Regions from separate parts of the Homo sapiens genome. Here region 2 is linked to region 1. The links are chromatin loops, found by intact Hi-C in ENCODE. Cell type or tissue: A673. All regions are shown on one strand. Links, peaks and the distances in the headings refer to the core of each region. The heading gives the core; the rest is flanking DNA. Region 1 overlaps LRP1B (LDL receptor related protein 1B). Region 2 has its middle 27 kb from the start of LINC01853.

What was found. A loop is a pair of places that touch in the nucleus more often than their neighbours do. Peaks named below come from ENCODE experiments on the same cell type or tissue, not always from the same donor. Only the 100,000 strongest peaks of a DNase experiment are listed, where the experiment ranks them.
Region 2: a loop joins it to region 1, with 4 times the contacts of the local background. A loop is called at or near these places in 1 of 110 quality-filtered maps.

What each region holds. Positions count from the first base shown.
Region 1 is chr2:140,958,666-140,963,074 of GRCh38, reverse strand. The region is part of intron 18 of LRP1B (LDL receptor related protein 1B); the gene reads left to right. Among named protein-coding and RNA genes, the nearest start is that of MIR7157, 370 kb to the right of the region's middle. In A673, for the core only: no CTCF peak of the experiment used is centred there; a DNase peak (open chromatin) is centred at 2,544; H3K4me3 peaks cover 381 bases; H3K27ac peaks cover 2,494 bases.
Region 2 is chr2:140,142,748-140,147,156 of GRCh38, reverse strand. No RefSeq gene overlaps it. Among named protein-coding and RNA genes, the nearest start is that of LINC01853, 27 kb to the right of the region's middle. In A673, for the core only: no CTCF peak of the experiment used is centred there; DNase peaks (open chromatin) are centred at 1,466 and 2,346; H3K4me3 peaks cover 899 bases; H3K27ac peaks cover 3,920 bases.

The DNA.
Region 1 (4,409 bases), core at 208-4,207:
TCAGTAAATAATTTCTGCCACTGTAACATTTTGTCATTGATGTCAAAATATTTCATTACAGCATATGTAAGGTCTAAACCTACCTCTGTATTTCCCTGCAGCGTTTTTTTAAAGGGTCCAGTTTTCCTACAACAGTGACTCCTCTGCTTGGATGCAGAGTCTCAGACATGAGCTAAAATTTGCTGTGTAGCCATAGCAGCATTTTCTCTCTCTTGTTCCTTTCAGTCATTGGCAATATGACCACATCTAACTACCAAAAAACAAAACGAAATGAAATAAATAACAACACAAAAACACCTTTCCACTGCTGCACATCCCAGAAGCACAGCATTGTGTAGTTTGATATCCCGCACAGTAGAGAAGATGTCCATATTTGAATCACTGGTGGCTGCTCATTGCTTTGATGAAATCTTTCTAGAATTTGAGCAGGCCTGAGGTGAGTGAAATCAGGACCTTCTGTACCCTGCCAGGAAGGCAGTCGTGGTGTAACTTCTGTGAGTTGTCTGGAGCCAACCTCCTCTTCAGAGAAGAAGCTACAGAACACCGTAGCTTAAACACTATAGGGTTTAAAGTTTTAAAACACTATCAAACACTAAAAACTTCTAAAGTTTTAAAACACTATCGTGTTTTATTGATGTATTCTCTAAATATTTTTTACAATGTTATTTTCATATGAGTCCACATTAGACCTGCTCTGGTGTTTTTAGCCACTGTGTTCTAGATACTGGGTCTCAGGGGAAAAAGGCAAAGTTTCTGCTCTAGAAGGTTGCATGGGGGATAGTGGTTGTGGTGTGCAAAACCTCAATAAGGAGATGACAATTCTACATGATGTGCTTATATGTGAATTTTCTGAAGATCGCTACATTCTTTTAAGTGAATAATTTATACTTTTCCTCTGCTTTTGTATATGTAAATTCTTATACAGTAGCACTGAATCCTTACAGGTTCTGAAATTCTAGGTTCAGTGCATACCCATTCTCTATTCAATTTCTATTGCTATTTTTAAAACTGATGTAGATACATTTAGCTAAAGAAAGTCGGATAATACATAGGTGCTTACAACAACAAAAAATAGTAGATAGTATAATAGTACAATAGTAGATAGTAATCATTCTACACCTTTTGTATAATTGCCAGTGGCAAGTATTTTTAACTCTTAGCCAAGTTTCCTGGTTATTACCTCTACTTGCATATAAGGTAGTATGTTTAAGTGCCATTTCTTGGTTTCTGAAAATTATACTCCTCTCTTGACTTCCTCTTGACTAGAACATAATTTAAGTTATAAGTTTTAAAGTTTTAAAAGCTTTAAATTAAAAGTACAAGTAAAGAAATGTACTACACAGCTTTATAGAAAATAATATTATATTGTGATAACAATAATGTAAACATGCTTACCTCATGGTATAATTAAAAGCTGTGACACTATATTGAGAAAATGGAAAAAAAATTGTGTGGAGTACCAAAAAATAGTCAAATTTCTAATTTTTAATAAAGACATTAGGAAGTGATATACAACAAAAATTATTTATGAAAATATTGCTTGTGTTTTAGTAACTCTTTCTTTTTAAATATTTGTGTGTGGAAGAATATATGTCAATCATTTGTGTTTTCCTTATGTTCAGATAAAGGGTGATTTTGATTTTATTTCATTGTGGTAGGAGAAAAAGTCTGTGTGATATTCTTTCTTTGGAAGCTATTGCGACTGCTTTGTGACCTAGGAAATGATTGCTTTTATGGAATTCCTTTGTGAACACAAGAAAAATGTATATATTTTAAAATTTGATAGTGGTAAATTTCTTTTGACAAATAGAAGGATAGATTGATGGATTGATAGGTGATATTGATCAAGCCTATTAATTTTGTTGTTACTATCCTATGTATCCTTATTGATATTTTGCCTGCTTAAGGATAATGTAAAAACATAAGGTAGTTTTCCTGAAATGTATTTACTTGTTTATATGTAAATTGGCAAACATAAAATCTATCTCATATTGTTGGCATGAGGATTAAATAGAGAACACAAAACCACCAAATACAGTGTTTGAGTAGTTAATTGTATTAACTACAACTTCTTTATTAGTTAGTAGTACTACCCTCTCCTTTGTTCTTTAATTCCATTAATAGGTTAATGTCAGGCTGATCTTATTCTGTAAGATCATTTAAAATATTGGTTTACATGTCATGTAATTTCACATTAAATAATTTACAATGATTTTCAATTCTGAATCTTGCTAGATGTTTTAAATAGATCTTTGAATATTGACCATAGTATCAGATGTGTATAATTTCATATGTAAATAATCATATATTGGAGTTCAATAAAATATTAGGACATCTTACTTTTAGAGGTGAGTGCTCACAAATAAGGACAAAGTACTTTTAACTATAAATGTACACTGGTAAACATGTGTGAGCTATCAGGCATGACTAGGTTTAGTAATACTGCCTTACACTTGCATTTAACCCTGATAATTCTCGTAGGTCCCCTTTCATTGAGTGCATGCTTCTTTTTTTAACGTTCTTTCTATTTAGTGATTTTTATGTTTCCTGTGTCAGGAAACGTTTTTAAAATGTGCTAGTTTTAGTGACATCTAACGCTTCACACTTAATGACACTGTGATTTCTCATTTGCAATCAGGATCTGGCAGTGTGAAGCTCACTGATAATTTGATTTCTTGGGAAATTTTATGTTGTTTTTTACATGTTGGGAGAAAGATCTATAACTAGAATAAATAAGAGTGAATTCTTAGAAACCATTTATAATCGTATCTTGATCCAGTATTGATGTAATAACCAAAGCTGTCTATTTTGGGTATTATCAAAGTTAAGTCTGATCCATTTGAAGTGTCATTTGCTTCTCTTTCCCTGAGTGCTTTGCTTTCCTTTTATGAAAAATAAAAGGCAATTGCCTGGGTAGCCTGAGCAGAGTCAAGATATCAGAATTATAAATGGACATCAACCACAGAGCTAGGAACAAGGAATCTCAAGGTGTATTATTTTCAGTGGAAAGTCAATGTGTATAAGCAAATTGATAAAAAAATTACTCATTTTAATAATATGCTACTTTTAAAAGTAGCAAAAATGAAACTGAACGAAAAGTACCCCAGGCAACCTCACTACTACTTCAGGGCCCTGAAGTGTCTATTCCTTGTGCTTATATACTGCTATAGTGAATAATTGCAGTGTATGAATTTGAATGAGAGAAAAACAATGAAATGCCACATAACATAATGATGCATTTTTGAAATTTCTGTAGTTTTAAAAGGTTGTCACTGTGAAATATAATTTGTCTTACTCCTTTTCTCTTGGAAGTTGTAGTGTTGTAGGCACACTAAAAATAAAAGGCTGAAATTTCCTGAAGTAAAGTCTTAAAATATATAACCAAATTAATTTACTTGAGATACTTCACATGTATTTTGAGTTTTAATATAAATTATAGATAAATTAATCATTGTTGATTTTATCTGTCACATGTTATTTGGCATTTCTAAGTTATCAAATTTATTATTTTCTTAATTACTTCTTGGGATAAAAAATCTAAATTCATTGTTTAATTATTAACTTTAGGACTACATTAAACCTACATTCATTTTAGTAGTAATTATTTTAATTGCCAGGGAGAATTATCATTGTTAGATATGAGTTTATTCTTTGACTTGGAAGATTTTTCTGTTGTGCTAAAATGTATTAAAAAAACAGAAAATGCAACTTGAATCTCCTATTCAGTTTTTCAGTCAACTAGTTTCTTCCTATCAATATTTATGTATGTATGTTCAACATTTTCCCTCTTAAAGAAAGATTACCACCAATATAACTCTCTTCTAATCCTGTATCTCTCGTTAAGGATCACATTAATTCTTACATTCTTCACATTCAGATTTCCTGGAAAAGTTGCATAAAACTTTATGTATCCATCTTCCACTCAGTCTACTAATACTGGAAATTTATTTTCCCCTTAAACCATTCCACCAAAACTGTCTTTGACAAGCTCAATAGACTTACAAAAAAAAAAAAAAATCTGAGCAGCACACTTCAAGTTTGTATCTAACTTATCTGAGCAGCGCTGAACACTGCTGTCCTTCTCCTTCAAACACTTCTCTTGCCTTTAGTGACTGATATTTCTTGATTTCCCTCTTATATTTTTCTGGTTCCTCTGTCTCTACCTAACCCTCATATATACGTTCACTGTTTTCTTTGAGAGGGTGGGTAAATTATTTTCTAAAATGTTCTCACTTTTTATTTTTTCAGTGGGGGTGGTGGGTAAATTTCTCACTCCAGGTTTAACATTTAAAATTGTTGCAGGTTAATTCAGGTTTTATACATGTGTTCTTGAGATCCTGATGTTTCACTACGGTGTTTATGTGAATTTATTTTTACTTATTTCAAAATAGATTTTGCTTCCTGAATCT
Region 2 (4,409 bases), core at 315-4,314, 820 kb after region 1:
TTTCATTATGTAAAGCAAACAGTGACTGACTATATTCACACACACACACACCTCCTTACATAGAGCTGTTTGTGTATACACACAAGAAGGAGAAACTATAGAGGCGAGTGACAGGGATATCACAGTTTCAGTGCTGATGCAAGAGAAAGAATGGGGCAGGAGAGGGAAAGTCACCTTACATTAATATAACATAAATAGTATAATTCCATTTATGGAGAAGTATATATTTATAATTGCATAAATAGGTGAATGAAAGGGTGACAATCAAAATGATAATAATGACTGTCTCAGCCTGTTGAGATTCCAGAAGTTTTTACTTCCTTATTTATAATTTTCTGCATTGTTATAATGTATTATAGTGAAGATGTAGTAATCATTTAATTGGGACATAAAAGGGGAAAGCAAAGGAAAGAAAAGGAGAGTGTAGAAGGCTGCCTGGAAGCATTGGTTGCCCATTTATGATTCATAGTTCTGTCCCTAAAGTGAGAGTAGTCAGCGTGTCCATGTGATTTGCTTTAACAACATTTGAGCAAAAGGGTGTGGGTGAAAAGAAACTAAATGTTTAGGTTTCACATAGGCTCAGATTTTGCCAGACTTACATATGGAAGGTGAGAAGTGCAAAGGAGTTAAGGACATTTGTAAGAAGGTGATCATAATGACACATGGTGAAATCTATTCTATGCCAAGAATAAAATGTAGATGAATGATGATAGATAGTAAAAGAAAATAATCAGTAATCAATGGTTTAGACATTTTTATGAGCGCAATGATAAGTTGACATGAGAATCTAGATTAAGTTGAAGGAATTATAAGAAATGTAAGAAATTGGAAAATATCTGTTAGTCAATATATACCTAAGATTTAGAAAAGTTTTAAGACTAGAGATTTGTAGAATTGTTGGTGTTTTTGAAAGGTAAAATCTTGCTCTAGTATGGTATGAATTTTAGAAAAAAAAGTCTTCACCTCTAATGGATATAAGAATCATCTAGTGTTCTTGTTAAAGGGCAGATTCTAATTCACTGGGTCTGAGGTAGACCCCCTGGCCATGTTGCTTGACCACACTTTGAATAGTAAGGATAGAAAATTGGTAGTAACTGAGATTGTACTTAATCTTTAGCAGGTGATTATTCAAAACATTTTTAGAAAAAATAGCCACTTAAAAAACTTTTGAAGAGTTTTAAAAGATTATGAGGTCTCAAATTTTTTATAACAAATGCAAAATGTAAATATTAATTTGGAGGAGATATTTTTAAAAAGAAGATAGATAAGAAAAATGCTTTCACTTACTATTGGACAAAATGAGGTCACAATGAAATATGAGTGATGGATTATTGCCTGTGAAAGTATACTGAAGAAAACTCCAAAAATGTGACACTTCAACTTTTGAGACCTCCTTACTCAAATATCACTAAAGTAGATCCTGGTAATTATGTTATACTTATTTTATGACAAACTGTTTGTGCAAAACAATGCTGTATAATCAAATCAAGTAGAAATCATAACAGCTCTGGTGTCCCCTGGCTGGTCACCACTCATCCATTTAATGTTTCTCTTGCCATTTAAAAATTTGCATATATATTCAGAAATGTGAACTTATATTGTCATATTGTATTCACTGCTCTTCTAACTATTACATTTAACTACTTTTGTCTCTTATCTTTAAAATATATGTAATGAGTGATAGTATTTCCTATTTGTAGATTAAAAAATATCTTGTGAATTTAATGTTTACTTGTAGGTAACAGATTGTCATATCACTTTATTAAAAATAAATTAAAACTTTCAATTTATAAATTAAATATGTAGAACAATATTAACTAACACTCGGATATTCCATTGGTCAGGAATTCAAGACCAGCCTGGCCAGCATGGTGAAACCCTGAATCTACTAGAAATTAAAAAAAAAAAAAAAATTAGCTGGGCATGATGGTGGGTGCCTGAAATCCCAGCTACTCGGGTGGCTGAGGCAGGAGAATCACTTGAACCCAGGAGGTGGAGGTTACAGTGAGCTGAGATGGCACCGCTGCACTCCAGCCTGGGCGACAGAGTGAGACTCTGTCAGAAAGAAAGAACAGAAAGAAAGAGAGAGAGAGAGAGGGAGGGAGGGAGGGAGGGAAAGAAGGAAGGAAGGAAGGAAGGAAGGAAGGAAGGAAGGAAGGAAGGAAGGAAGGAAGGATGGATTAATTTCCTCACTCTGTTCTCCAGCTAAAAAGCTTAGAGCTGGTGACTGCCTACTTCCAGAGAAGACATTGACTCCTGCTATTTCTCCAAAACCTACTGTTCTCCCAATTGTGAGCTGCTTTTTCAGAATACTCCTGGCCGAAGAAAGGAAAAGAGAGAATTTAAGTGACTCTGACTCCTCAGCTATAATGTGGTTGAAAATGACTCTTTCTCTTTTGAAGTATGTTACTGAGATTTTTTGATAGCCTTCTTATGTTATCTTACTTATTAGTTCTGGTTAATGGATTGTGGGCAGAGACCTACGTGTTAACTCTCAGTCTGAGAAGCTCATTGCCTGTGTGAGGCATTCTAGGACTCTCTTCTGACTTGAAACATTCTATGGTGGAAATCCAGGTAGCTTGAATCACAAGTGAGAGCATGAGCAATTAAACCCACTTTTGGTCTCTCCAGTTCATTAACCACTCCTGCCATACCAACATAGATAGAATCGGGGTAAAAAATAAACATTGGTTGTTTTTAAGTTATTCAGATTTCTTTGTTTTGTTTTGTATTTAGTAACCACAATATAGACTCAGCGTTCTGCCTGATACAGGATACTTTGGAAGGCTCTTTGTGGGTTTCCATTGCTTCAGATCTCCTGGCTATAACCAACTTGATGTAGATGATGCCTTCTATTTTTCTGCTTGTTTCTCAGCCTCTGGGCTCACCAATGGTCTATCCTACATAGAATATGTTTACTGGGGTCTTCTCACTTTCTAGGAAGGACTGAAAACAGCATTGAAGTGTTTCTCTTTCTCCAATGTGGTCCAACACTAGTCTGTAGAAAACATTCATGTATTTTTTGGTCATCAAACCACTGAGAAAATATGTGGGTCACCCTCAAAGTGACAGCCCTCTCCCAACTTCTTAACTTAATACCTTAGGCAGATCTGCTGCTTTCAATGTTCCTGGAGGAGTCCACAGTGTCCTACACTGCAGATAATATATTTAAAGCTCTTAGAGTGACCAGCTCAAAGCCTTTCATACAGTAGGCTCTGGATTAAAAGATAGGTCCTCCCTAGCCCCTGTCTTTTGAAAGATATCATTTCAGTAGCAGGCTGTCAATAGGAGCTCTCAACAATTCAACCTTTTTTACACACTCTAAACACATTTATCAACACAGATTCTGAGCAATTTCTTAATTATCTTATTAGTAGGTTTTGTATATTGGTGTGGGGAATTTTCACATTCCCATTTTAGTATATGAATACAATTTAGTTGATATGTCAGTAGAAACCAAGACAGGGTAAGTCCCATTTCAACATCTAGGTACATTCAAAATCTTGTGTTTACAATTAAGCAATATGTTGCAGATAGTTTTCCAGGTAAATACATATGTATTTACATTATTTGTATTAAGTATCACATGGAATTCCATAGCACAGTGTTCAAATGTTTTCCCTTTGAGTATAAAAATAATTTGGAAAAACTATGTGCTCCCCGCAAATATCTTAAGATAGAAATCTAAGAATTTATTATAATTTTAAGTACCTGCAAAGGAGATAGTCTCCACCATGATGTAACTATTGACATTTAAAAATGAAACTGGCTCTTTATTCCTTTAAATGTAACTAATGAAATCTAAATACCATAATAATTTCATATCCAATCTAACCTATTTAAATACAAACAAATTAGGTCTTTGAGCATGTGCCATTTTAGAATACTGTGTGTTTCCCTTAAACTCCTACTTCTTTTTTATGCAGTCCATAGAATATCATTGCTATTAACTATAATTATTAATGTTTGAAATTGCTTATTGGCTAATTTCTAACTTTACATATATGTACATGTGTGTAATATGAGTATACATGTATGAAAATTATTTTTTCTTGTGATCCTAATAATTAAAATTGTGTTAAATATTTCACTGCATTCAGTTATAACTATTGTTATACAAATAGTAGTGTGTATATTTTAAATTTTGATTGTCAAGCAAAAGCAGTAGAATTTATGTCTTAATGACATTTCAGTGGCTTTTTTTTCCAACTGATTTATGTACTAATGGATGAATTTAACTTATTGCTAGCATGATAGGGATGAACAGTTAACGTTATTTTTTTCATAGATGTAAGCACTGAGAAATCTTGTTTACCTAAATAATTAGGTGAACACAGAAGAAATTTTGATATAGAAGTGTTTGCTCCATTTTTAAAATTCCTTTGTAGGTTTTTGTCAAAACATAACAC